2 separate regions of the Homo sapiens genome follow, and region 2 is linked to region 1. A link is an interaction called in ENCODE POLR2A ChIA-PET data of the cell type or tissue named here. Cell type or tissue: PC-9. All regions are shown on one strand. Links, peaks and the distances in the headings refer to the core of each region. The heading gives the core; the rest is flanking DNA.

Evidence for each region. ChIA-PET counts read pairs that join two places held together with the same protein. Peaks named below come from ENCODE experiments on the same cell type or tissue, not always from the same donor. Only the 100,000 strongest peaks of a DNase experiment are listed, where the experiment ranks them.
Region 2: POLR2A ChIA-PET joins it to region 1 with 11 read pairs; 12 of 35 experiments call an interaction of 5 or more read pairs at or near these places.

What each region holds. Positions count from the first base shown.
Region 1 is chr16:30,638,698-30,644,068 of GRCh38, forward strand. No RefSeq gene overlaps it. Among named protein-coding and RNA genes, the nearest start is that of PRR14, 9.6 kb to the right of the region's middle. In PC-9, for the core only: no CTCF peak of the experiment used is centred there; no DNase peak of the experiment used is centred there.
Region 2 is chr16:30,486,042-30,491,412 of GRCh38, forward strand. ITGAL (integrin subunit alpha L) reads left to right here. Exons shown (of 31, transcript NM_002209.3): 10 at 3,041-3,114; 11 at 3,213-3,345. Among named protein-coding and RNA genes, the nearest start is that of ITGAL-AS1, 11 kb to the right of the region's middle. In PC-9, for the core only: no CTCF peak of the experiment used is centred there; a DNase peak (open chromatin) is centred at 2,910.

The DNA.
Region 1 (5,371 bases), core at 154-5,153:
CTGGGGAGGCTGAGGCAGGAGAATCACTTGAACCTGGGAGGCGGAGGTTGCAGTGAGTTGAGATGGCACTATTGCACTCCAGCCTGGATGACAAGAGCAAAACTCTGTCTCAACAACAACAACAACAACAACAACAACAACGGACCGGCGCAGTGGCTCACGCTGGTAATCCCAGCACTTTGGGAGGCTGAGGCGGGAGGATCACCTGAGGACAGGAGTTTGAGAGCAGCCTGGCCAACATGGCGAAACCCCGCCTCTACAAAATAAAATGAAATAAAATAATACAAAAATTAGCCAGATGTGGTGGCAGGCGCCTGTAATCCCAGCTACCTAGGAGGCTGAGGCAGGAGAATTGCTGGAACCCAGGAGGCAGAGGGTGCAGTGAGCCGAGATCACACCACTGCACTCTAGCCTGGGCGACAGAGCAAGACTCTGTTTCAACAACAACAAAAATAAATAAATAAAAAATTGTCCTAGCAGCCGGATGCGGTGGCTTATGCCTGTAATCCCAGCACTTTGGGAGGCCGAGGCGGGTGGATCACGAGGTCAGGAGTTGAAGACCAGCCTGACCAATATGGTGAAACCCCGTCTCTACTAAAAATACAAAAATTAGCTGGGTGTGGTGGCAGCCACCTGTAATCCCAGTACTTGGGAGGCTGAGGCAGAGAATTGTTTGAACCTGGGAGGCAGAGGTTGCAATGAGCCAAGATCATGCCACTGCACTCCAGCCTGGGCAACAGAGTGAGATTCCATCTCAAAAAAAAAGAAAAGCAAAAATTATCAGGGTGTGGTGGCAGGTGCCTGTAATCCCAGCTACTCGGGAGGCTGAGGCAGGAGAATTGGTTGAACCCAGGAAACAGAGGTTGCAGTGAGCCAAGATTGCACCACTGCACTCCAGCCTGGGCAACAGAGCAAGACTCCTTCTCAAAAAATAAAAAATTGTCCTAGCATGGTGGTGTGCGCCTGTAGTCCCGGTTACTTGGGAGGTGGAGGTGGGAGGATCCCTTGAGCCTGGGAGGCAGAGGTTGCAATGAGGTGAGATTGTGCCCCTGCACTCCAGCCTAGGCAAAAGAGTGACACCCTGTCTCAAAAAAAATAAATAAATAAAACAAGAAAACAGAGTCAGGTGCTCATGCCTATAATACCAGCACTTTGGGAGGCCGAAGTGGTAGGACTGCTGGGGTCCAAGAGATCAAGATAACCTGGGTAACAAAACAAGACCCTGTCTCTACAAAAAATTAAAACATAAAAACTTAGCTGAGCGTGGCAGTGCGTGCCTGTAGTCCCAACTACTCAGGAGGCTTAGGCGGGAGGATCGCTTGAGCCCAGTGGCTAGAGGCTGCAGTGAGCCATGCCTGCACCGTTGCACTCCAGCCTGAGCAACAGAGCAAGACCCTGTCTCTTAAAATAAAAATTAGGGCTGGACGTGGTGGTCATGCCTATAATCCCAGCACTTTGGGAGGTGAGGCAGGTGGATCACTTGAGGTCAGGAGTTCAAGACCAGCCTGGCCAACATGATGAAACCTGTCTCTACTAAAAATACAAAAATTAGCTGAGCATGCTGGTGTGCACCTGTAATCATGAAAAGTCAGGATTAAAACCATGCGTATATGTTCGTGTTTATATAAAAAATGAATTTAGATTCTCTACTCAGTTATTAACCTGTTCTCATGTACATGGATGGCCATGGGGCATTCTGCAAATGATGGTGGAGGAGGGACAGTTTTTCACTAAGTGAGACTGTCTGGCACTGTGTAGGACACAACTGATCCCCATGGGTTAACCCATTAATGCCAGAGGTCCTCCATCACTCACTGCGACCAAAACACCCCCTCCTAAAAATTCACAAAACAACCCCTAAGGGGTGGCACTGCCCCTGAGGAGAGCCACTGCTTTCAGGCCACGGAATTAGAGCACAAGGTTCAGCATCTGAGGCGGGATCTGCAGGGATTGGGAGGTGAAAGGATTATTCAGGACTCAGGGAAGCTCAGCTTAATTGGAAGAAAAAGGTAGTGGGGAAAAAATGGGGGGTACAAGCATATGACAACTTCAATATGACAACTTCACCAAATCTCCTAGCAAAGCCCTACCCAAGCATTACATACTGACATATACATTACTTAAATTTTTATTTTTTTGAGATGTAGTCTTGCTCTGTTGCCTAGGCTGGAGTGCAGTGGTGCAATCTCAGCTCACTGCAACCTCCGCTTCTAGGTTCAAGAGATTCTCCTCCCTCAGCCTCCTGAGTAGCTGGGACTACAGGCATGCACCACTATGCCCAGCTAATTTTTGTATTTTTAGTAGAGATGGTGTTTCACCATATTGGCCAGGCTGGTCTTGAACTCCTGACCTCGTGATCCACCTGCCTCGGCCTCCCAAAGTGCTGGGATTACAGGCATGAACCACTGCGCCCAGCCAAAATATATATATATAGAGAGAGAGAGAGAGAGAGAGAGAGAGACAGGTTCTGGCTCTGTTGCCCAGGCTGGATTGCAGTCGTGGCATCTCAGCTCACTGCAACCTCTGCCTCCTGGGCTTAAGCCATCCTCCCACCTCAGCCTCCGGAGTTGCTGGGACTACAGGCTCACACCACCATTCCTGGCTAATTTTTTTTTTTTTTTAGAGACAGGGTTATGCCATATTGCCCAGGCTGGTCTCAAACTCCTGAACTCAAGCAGTCTGCCTGCCTCAGCCTCCCAAAATGCTGGGATTACAGGCGTGAGCCACTGCTCCCAGCGTATTTAAAAAATTTTTTAAAGAATAATGTAATACAGAAAAGTGCACAAACCCTAAGTGTAGGCTCAATGCATTGTCACAAAGTAAACACACCCATATCAAGAAACCAGTACCCATATCAAGAAACCAAAACATTGGCTGGGTGTGGTGGCTCATGACTACAGTCCCAGCCCTTTGGGAGCTGAGGCTGGGGAGGAATGGGTGAGGCCAGGAGTTCAAGAGGAGCCTGGACAACAGAGTGAGACCCCCTCTCTACAAAAACAAAACAAAACAAAAAATATATACATATATATTTAGCTGGGCATGGGGGTTCACACCTGTAGTCCCAGCTACTTAGGAGGCTGAGGTGGGAGGATTGCTTGAGCTCAGGAGTTCAAGGTTGCAGTGAGCCATGATCGCAACACTGCACTCAAGCCTGGGCAACTGAGCAAGACCCTCCCTCCTTTTTTTTTTCTTTACTCTACTTCTCTCCAGCAGAGACCCTGTCTCTACAAAGCAAAACAAAACATCTGTAGCATCCTAAAGGCTCATGTCCCTCCTAGTTACTACCCTACCACAAGAGTAACCACTAGTTCAATTTATTTTTCTTTATTTTCTGTTAGAGATGGGAGTCTTGAACTCCTGGCTTCAAACAATCCTCCCATCACAGCCTCCCAAGTAGCTGGGGTTACAGTTGTGAGCCACCATGCCCACCGTGTAGTTGTAACATTTATTTTTTATTTTATTTTTATTTATTTATTTTTTTATTTTTTGAGATGGCGTTCCGGTCTTATTGCTCAGGCTGGAGTGCAATGGTGCGATCTCGGCTCACTGCAGCTTCCGCCTTCCGGGTTCAAGTGATTCTCCTGCCTCAGCCTCCCGAGTAGCTGGGATTACAAGCATGTGCCACAACATCCAGCTAATTTTGTACTTTTAGTAGAGACGGGGTTTCTCCATGTTGGTCAGGCTGGTCTCAAACTCCCAACCTCAGGTGATCCACCCATCTCGGCCTCCCAAAGTGCTGGGATTACAGGCGTGAGCCACCGCGCCCAGCCTGTAATATTTATTTATTTATTTATTTATTTATTTATTTATTTATTTATTTATTTTTGAGACAGAGTCTAGGCTGGACTGCAGCAGCACGATCTTGGCCCACTGCAACCTCTGCCTCCCCAGTTCAAGCAATTCTCACACCTTAGCCTCCTGAGTAGCTGGGATTACAGGTGCACACCACCATGCCCAGCTAATTTTTTGTATTTTTAGTAGAGACGCAGTTTTGCCATGTTGGCCAGGCTGGTCTCAAACTCCCAACTTCAGGTGATCTGCTTGCCTTGGCCTTCCAAAGTGCTGGGATTACAGGCATGAGCCAATGTGTCCAGCCTATATTGACTTTTAAAAGTAGTATTATAGATGTTTTATTTATCTATTCATTAATTTCATCAGAGTAAAAGGAGTGTTCAAAACTTTTTTTTTTTTTTTTGGCCGGGCACAGTGGCTCATGCCTGTAATCCCAGCAGTTTGGGAGGCCGAGGTGGGCAGATCACGAGGTCAGGAGATTGAGACCAGCCTGGCCAACATGGTGAAACCCCGTCTCTACTAAAATACAAAAAATTAGCTGGGCATGGTGGCACGTGCCTATAGTCCCAGCTACTCCGGAGGCTGAGGCAGGGGAATTGCTTGAATCCAGGAGGCGGAGGTTGCAGTGACCCGAGATTGTGCCACTGCACTCCAGCCTGGTGACAGAGCGAGACTCTGTCTCAAAAAAGAAAAAACAAAACAAACAAACAAAAAAAACTTTTTTTTTTTTTAAGACGTGTGGCCAGGCCCAGTGGCTCACACCTGTAATCCCAGAGCTTTGGGAGGCTGAGGCAGGAGGATCACTTGAGCCCAGGAGTTCAAGACTAGCCTGGGCAACATAGCGAGACCACCCTTATCTCTATAAAAATTTTTCTTTTTTTTCTTTTTTTTTTTAAGGCAGAGTCTTGCTCTTTCGGGCAGGCTGGAGTGCAGTGGCATGATCTCAGCTCACTGCAACCTCCACCTCCCGGGTTCAAGCATTCTCCTGCCTCAGCCTCCCAAGTAGCTAGGATTACAGGCTCGAGCCACCACACTGGGCTAATTTTTTGTATTTTTGTTAGAGACGGGGTTTTGCCATGTTGGCCAGGCTGGTCTTGAACTCCTGACCTCAAATGATCTGCCCACCTCAGCCTCCCAAAGTGTTGGCATTACAGGCATAAGCCACCGCACCCAGCCCAAAAATTGTTTCTTAATTACCCGGGTGTGGTGGCATGTGCCTGTAGTGTTAGCTACTTGGGAGGCTGAGGTGGCAGGATCACTTGAGCCTGGGAGGTCAAGGCTACAGTGAGCTATGATCACGCCAATGCACCCAGCCTGGGTGACCAAGCCAGACTCTGTCTCAAGAAAAAAAAGGCATGTGTTAGCTCTGATGGGCTGACAACCAAATTATCTACATTCTCCTCAATTTCTGCCCCTGGATCTCTGCACTTGCAGTGATGACTGATGCACAGTCTTCCTTCCCAACTCCCTTTCCTTAAAGTCACATTGTTCATCACCTTCTCTGGGAAGCATTCTCCTGTAGCTCTGCAATGTGCCCTTTTGGGAACCTGTACATAAGTTGAGTTGAGCATTTATCTCA
Region 2 (5,371 bases), core at 314-5,313, 150 kb before region 1:
GTCTTCTTTCCTGGCCTAGAATAAGAGAAGATTTATATTGTGGTCACCAGATGGAGGACTGGTTATGGAGGGCATTTCCCCAGGAAGCTTACTTGACTGAAAGATATGTGATTCCTACAGGAAAGTCTCCTTTGCTAGGACACAGCCTTGGTGTTCGGTTCAGTTAAAGAAGCAATGGGCTGAGCGTGGTGGCTCACGCTTGTCATCCCAACACTCTGGGAGGCTGAGGCAGGCGGATCACTTGAGGTCACCCAGCTACTTGGGAGGCTAAAGTAGGAGAATCGCTTGAACCCAGGAGGCAGAGGTTGCAGTGAGCTGAGATTGTGACACTGTACTCCAGCCTGGGTGACAAGAGCAAAACTGTCTCAAAAAAAAAAAAAAAATCAGCAGCAATGGTCCAGCCTGGGCAGCATAGCAAGAAGCCATGTCTAAATAATTAATAAAAATGAAAAGTGATTTTTTAAAAAAAAGTTTTTAAAAAAAACTCACTCTCAACTGGCTTTTAAGCTGAGATATGAAAGATGAGATTCAAACAGCAATGTGAGAAAGGTGGAATGAGGGCAGAGAGAAGCACAGGTGCAAGCCCAGGGGCGGGGAAAGGGCTCGGCATGCCAGGAAAATGGAAAAAGTTCAGTGTGACCGAAGCGCAGTGAGGAAGGGAGAGAGAAGGTTGGCAGGGAGGTAAGGGTCTTCCAGGCCCTCAGAAAGAGTTTGGATTTCAGTGTGAAGATCGATGAGAAATCATGAAGGAGTTTTTTGTTGTTGTTGTTTTGAGACAGGGACTCACTCTGTTGCCCAGACTGGAGTGCAGTAGTGCGATCACGGCTCACTGCAGCCTCAAACTCCTGGGCTCAAGCAGTCCTCCCACCTTGACCTCCTGAGTAGCTGGGACTACAGATACACACCACCACACCTGGCTAATTTTTAAATTTTTTGTAGAGACAAGAGTTTCTTAGCCAGGCGTGGTGGCGGGCGCCTGTAGTCCCAGCTACTCGGGAGGCTGAGGCAGGAGAATGGCGTGAATCCTGGAGGTGGAGTTCACAGTGAGCCAAGATTGTGCCACCGCCCTCCAGCCTGGGCGACAGAGTGAGACTCCGTCTCAAAAAAAAAAAAAAAAAAAAAAGAGTTTCTACTATATTGCCTAAGCAGGTCTTGAACTCCTGGGCTCAAGCAATCTTCCTGCTTCAGCCTCACATAGTGCTGGGATTACAGGCATGAGCCACTACGCCCGGCCGAGACAGAGTTTCTACTATATTGCCCAGCCTGATCTTTAACTCCTGGGCTCAAGCAAGTCTTCTGCCTCAGCCTCACAAAGTGTTGGGATTACAGGCGTGAGCCACTGTGCCCAGCCCATGAAGAGGTTTTTTGTTTTGTTTTGTTTTGTTTTTTGAGACAGTCTTGCTCTGTCACCAGGCTGGAGTGCAGTGGTGTGATCTTGGCTCACTGCAACCTCAGCCTCCTCGGTTCAAGCGATTCTCCTGCCTCAGCCTCCCAAGTAGCTAGTAGTACAGGCGCCTGCCACCACACCCAGATAAATTTTTTGTATTTTTAGTAGAGACGGGGTTTCACCATATTGGCCAGGCTGGTCTTGAACTCCTAACCTCAGGTAATCTGCCCGCCTTGGCCTCCCAAAGTGCTAGGATTACAGGTGTGAGCCACTGTGCCTGGCTTTTTTTTTTTTCAAGACAGAGTTTCACTGTGTCAGCCAGGCTGGAGAGCAGTGGTGCGATCTTGGCTCACTGCAACCTCCAGTTGTTTTTGAGCCTCCCAGCCTCGAGCAATTCTCCTGCCTCAGCCTCCCAAGTAGCTGGGATTACAGGCATGTCCCACCATGCCTAGCTAATTTTTGTACTTTTAGTAGAGATAGGGTTTCACCATGCTGGTCAGGCTGGTCTCAAACTCCTGACCTCAGGTAATCTGCTTGCCTTGGCCTCCCAAAGTGCTGGGATTACAGGCATGAGCCACCACGCACAGCCAGTGAAGAGTTCTTAAGGAGAAGCTATATAAGCCAGGCACGGTGGTGCATACCAGTAGTCCCAGCTACTTGGGATGCTGAGGCAGGAGGATCTCTTCAGCCTAGGAGTTTGAGACTGTAGTGAGCTATGATCACACCACTGCACTCCAGCCTGGGCAACACAGCAAGACCCTGTCTCAAAAAAAAAAAAAAGAAAAAGGGTGTATTTCAAAGGCAGGAGTATCATGATTTGGTGATGTGTTGGAGATGAGATGGAGTATAGAGAAGACTCCAGGTGGATTTGGTTTCTTAGCATGGTTCATTAGGTGAGTGGGGGTGCCATTCATTGAAGTGAGAAGCCTGAGTCAGAGCAGAAACCAAGAGCTGAGTCTTGGACACATGGAGATGAGTAATTGGATATTCAAATCTGGAGGCTGGGCACAGTGGCTCACACCTGTCATTGTCCCAACACATTGGGAGGCCGAGGCGGGTGGATCACCTGAGTTCGAGACCAGGCTGGCCAACATGGTGAAACCCCATCTCTACTAAAAATACAAAAATTAGCTGGGCATGGTGGTGCACCTATAATCCCAGCTACTCGGGAGGCTGAGGCAGGAGAATCGCTTGAACCCAGGAGGCAGAGGCTGTGGTGAGCTGAGATTGCACTACCGCACTCCAGCCTCGGTGACAGAGAGAGACTCCATCTCAAAAAAAAAAAAAAAAAAAAAAAAATTAGCCAGGTGTGATGGTGTGTGCCTATAGTCCCCACTATCCAGGAGGCTAAGCCCGGAGGGTTGCTTGAGCTTGGGTGGTTGAGGCTGCAGTGAGCTGTGATTGCGCCACTGCACTCCAACCTGGGCAACAGAGCAAGACCTTGTTTCAACAACAAAAAACAAACAAATCTGGGACTCCCAGGGTAAAAGCCAACTCCGCATTAAGCCACTTCCTGGGTCTGCCTGACCCTCACATGCATGCCTTCTACCTTACCCAGAAGTAAATACCTCACTTCTTCCCCGTCCTGCCATGAATTTTTTTCACTGCATTTACTGCTGTTGGGTCTCACCTGTTCTCTGCTTTGTTCCCCAGGCACAAGCAAACAGGACCTGACTTCCTTCAACATGGAGCTGTCCTCCAGCGGCATCAGTGCTGACCTCAGCAGGGTGCGTGCTGGGCTGGAGCAATGGGCTGCAGGGAGTGCAGTTGGCTCTGGGGGGTGGGTCGGTGGGTAGCTGACCCGCTCATCTCCTTCCCTGGGCAGGGCCATGCAGTCGTGGGGGCAGTAGGAGCCAAGGACTGGGCTGGGGGCTTTCTTGACCTGAAGGCAGACCTGCAGGATGACACATTTATTGGGAATGAACCATTGACACCAGAAGTGAGAGCAGGCTATTTGGGTGAGTACTTCTCTTTTCTGCTGGGATCTTCTGGTTGTTGAGGTCAGATGGTCGCTCAGCCTGGCTTCCAAAACAATAATGAAAGCAGTTAAGCAACCAGCATGAACAAAGTCAGAGTTTAAATATGGCTATAACATTCATAATTTATTGTCTGTATTTTCTGATGCTTTGACATCTTGGGGCCGTGCTAATCCTGAAAAGACTACCTCTCCCAGGGTAGGCAAATTCCTAGAGATAGTAAACAACTTGCCTGTGAATATGCCTTGTAGCTGGTCCTAGTGGCTCATGCCTGTAATCCCAGCAGTTTGGGAGGCTGAGGCAGGTGGATCACCTGAAGTCAAGAGTTCAAGACCAGCATGGCCAACATGGTGAAACCCTGTCTCTACTAAAAATACAAAAGTTAGCCAGGCATGGTGGCGCATGCCTGTAGTCCCAGCTCTTCTGGAGGCTGAGGCAGGAGAAACGTTTGAACCTGAGAGGAGGAGGTTGCAGTGAGTGGAGATCACGCAGCTGCGCACCAGTCTGGGCAAAAGAGCAAGACTCTGTCTCAACAAACAGGGCCGAGCACAGTGGCTGACACCTGTAATCCCAGCACTTTGGGAGGCTGAGGCAGGTGAATCACCTGAGGTCAGGAGTTCGAGACCAGCCTGGCCAACATGGCAAAACCCCATCTCTACTAAAAATACAAAAATTAGTCGGGCATGATGGCGGGTGCCTTTAATTCCAGCTACTCAGGGGGCTGAGGCAGGAGAATCGCTTGAACCCAGGAGGCGGAGGTTGCAGTGAACTGAGGATCATGCCACTGCACTCCAGCCAAGATGACAGAGCGAGACTCCGTCTTAAAAAAAAAAAAAAAAAAAAGGCCTTTTATATGCAAACCAGCCAATTCCGAGCCCATATCCTCAGCCACCTCCTTTGTCTAATCCTTACACAATAAGCCGATAGTTCCTCTGCCCTAAATCAGCTCAGAGCCAGGCATCAGTCAACCAGAGGCCACCGCTATAGCCCAGAGCCAGCCAAAATTATTCAAACTGTGCAATCCTAAACTTGCTTGAACTTGCCAACCTAGCTCGCCACCCTTCCTTGTGGAAACCACAAGAAGAGCTCTGGGCCATGCTCTTCCCTGGCTCCTCCTGCCTCTTCACTAATGTAGTGTTTCCCTCTCTGGCCCTGCATGGCATCCAGTGCCTACTCCCTCTTGGAACTGTGGCTAGTAAACTTCTTTCAATGACAGTGACTCTCTGTATCATCAGTCACACCTATATATTAAATCCCAGGCACATTTTAAAACAACCTGCCTTATTAGTAAGAGGACTGGCCACTCCTTTTTAAGGCTTCCTCCTCTTGAATTGTCCAAGAGCACCTGAGGTCAAGAGTTCAAGACCAGCCTGGCCAACATGGTGAAACCCCGTCTCTACTAAAAACACAAAAAAATTAGCTGGACGTGGTGACACGCACCTGTAGTCCCAGCTACTTGGGAGGCTGAGGCAGGAGAATCACTTGAACCTGGGAGGCGGAAGTTACAGTGAGCCGAGATTGCACTACTGCACTCCAGCCTGGGTGACAGAGAGAGACTTTGTCTCAAAAAAAAAAAAAAAATTAGTTGGGCATGGTTGTGCATGCCTGTGGTCCCAGCTACTTGGGAGGCTGAGATGGGAGGATCACTTGAGCCTGGGAGGTTAAGGTTGCAGTGAAAAAAAAAAAAGAAGAAATGACTCTAAAATTTAATCTCTAGCTGGGTGTGGTGGCTCACACTGTAATCCCAGCACTTTGGGAAGCTGAGGCTGGCAGATCATTTGAGGTCAGGAGTTCGAGACCAGCTTGGCCAACATGGTGAAAGTCCGTCTCTATAAAAATGCAAAAAATTAGCCAGGCATGGTGGCATGCACCTGTAATCCCAGCTACTCGGGAGGCTGAGGTAGGAGAATCTCTTGAACTCTGGAGGTACAGGTTGCAGTGAGCCGAGATCGTACCACTGCAGTCCAGCCTGGGTGACAGAGCAAAACTCTGTCTCAAAAAAAAAGAA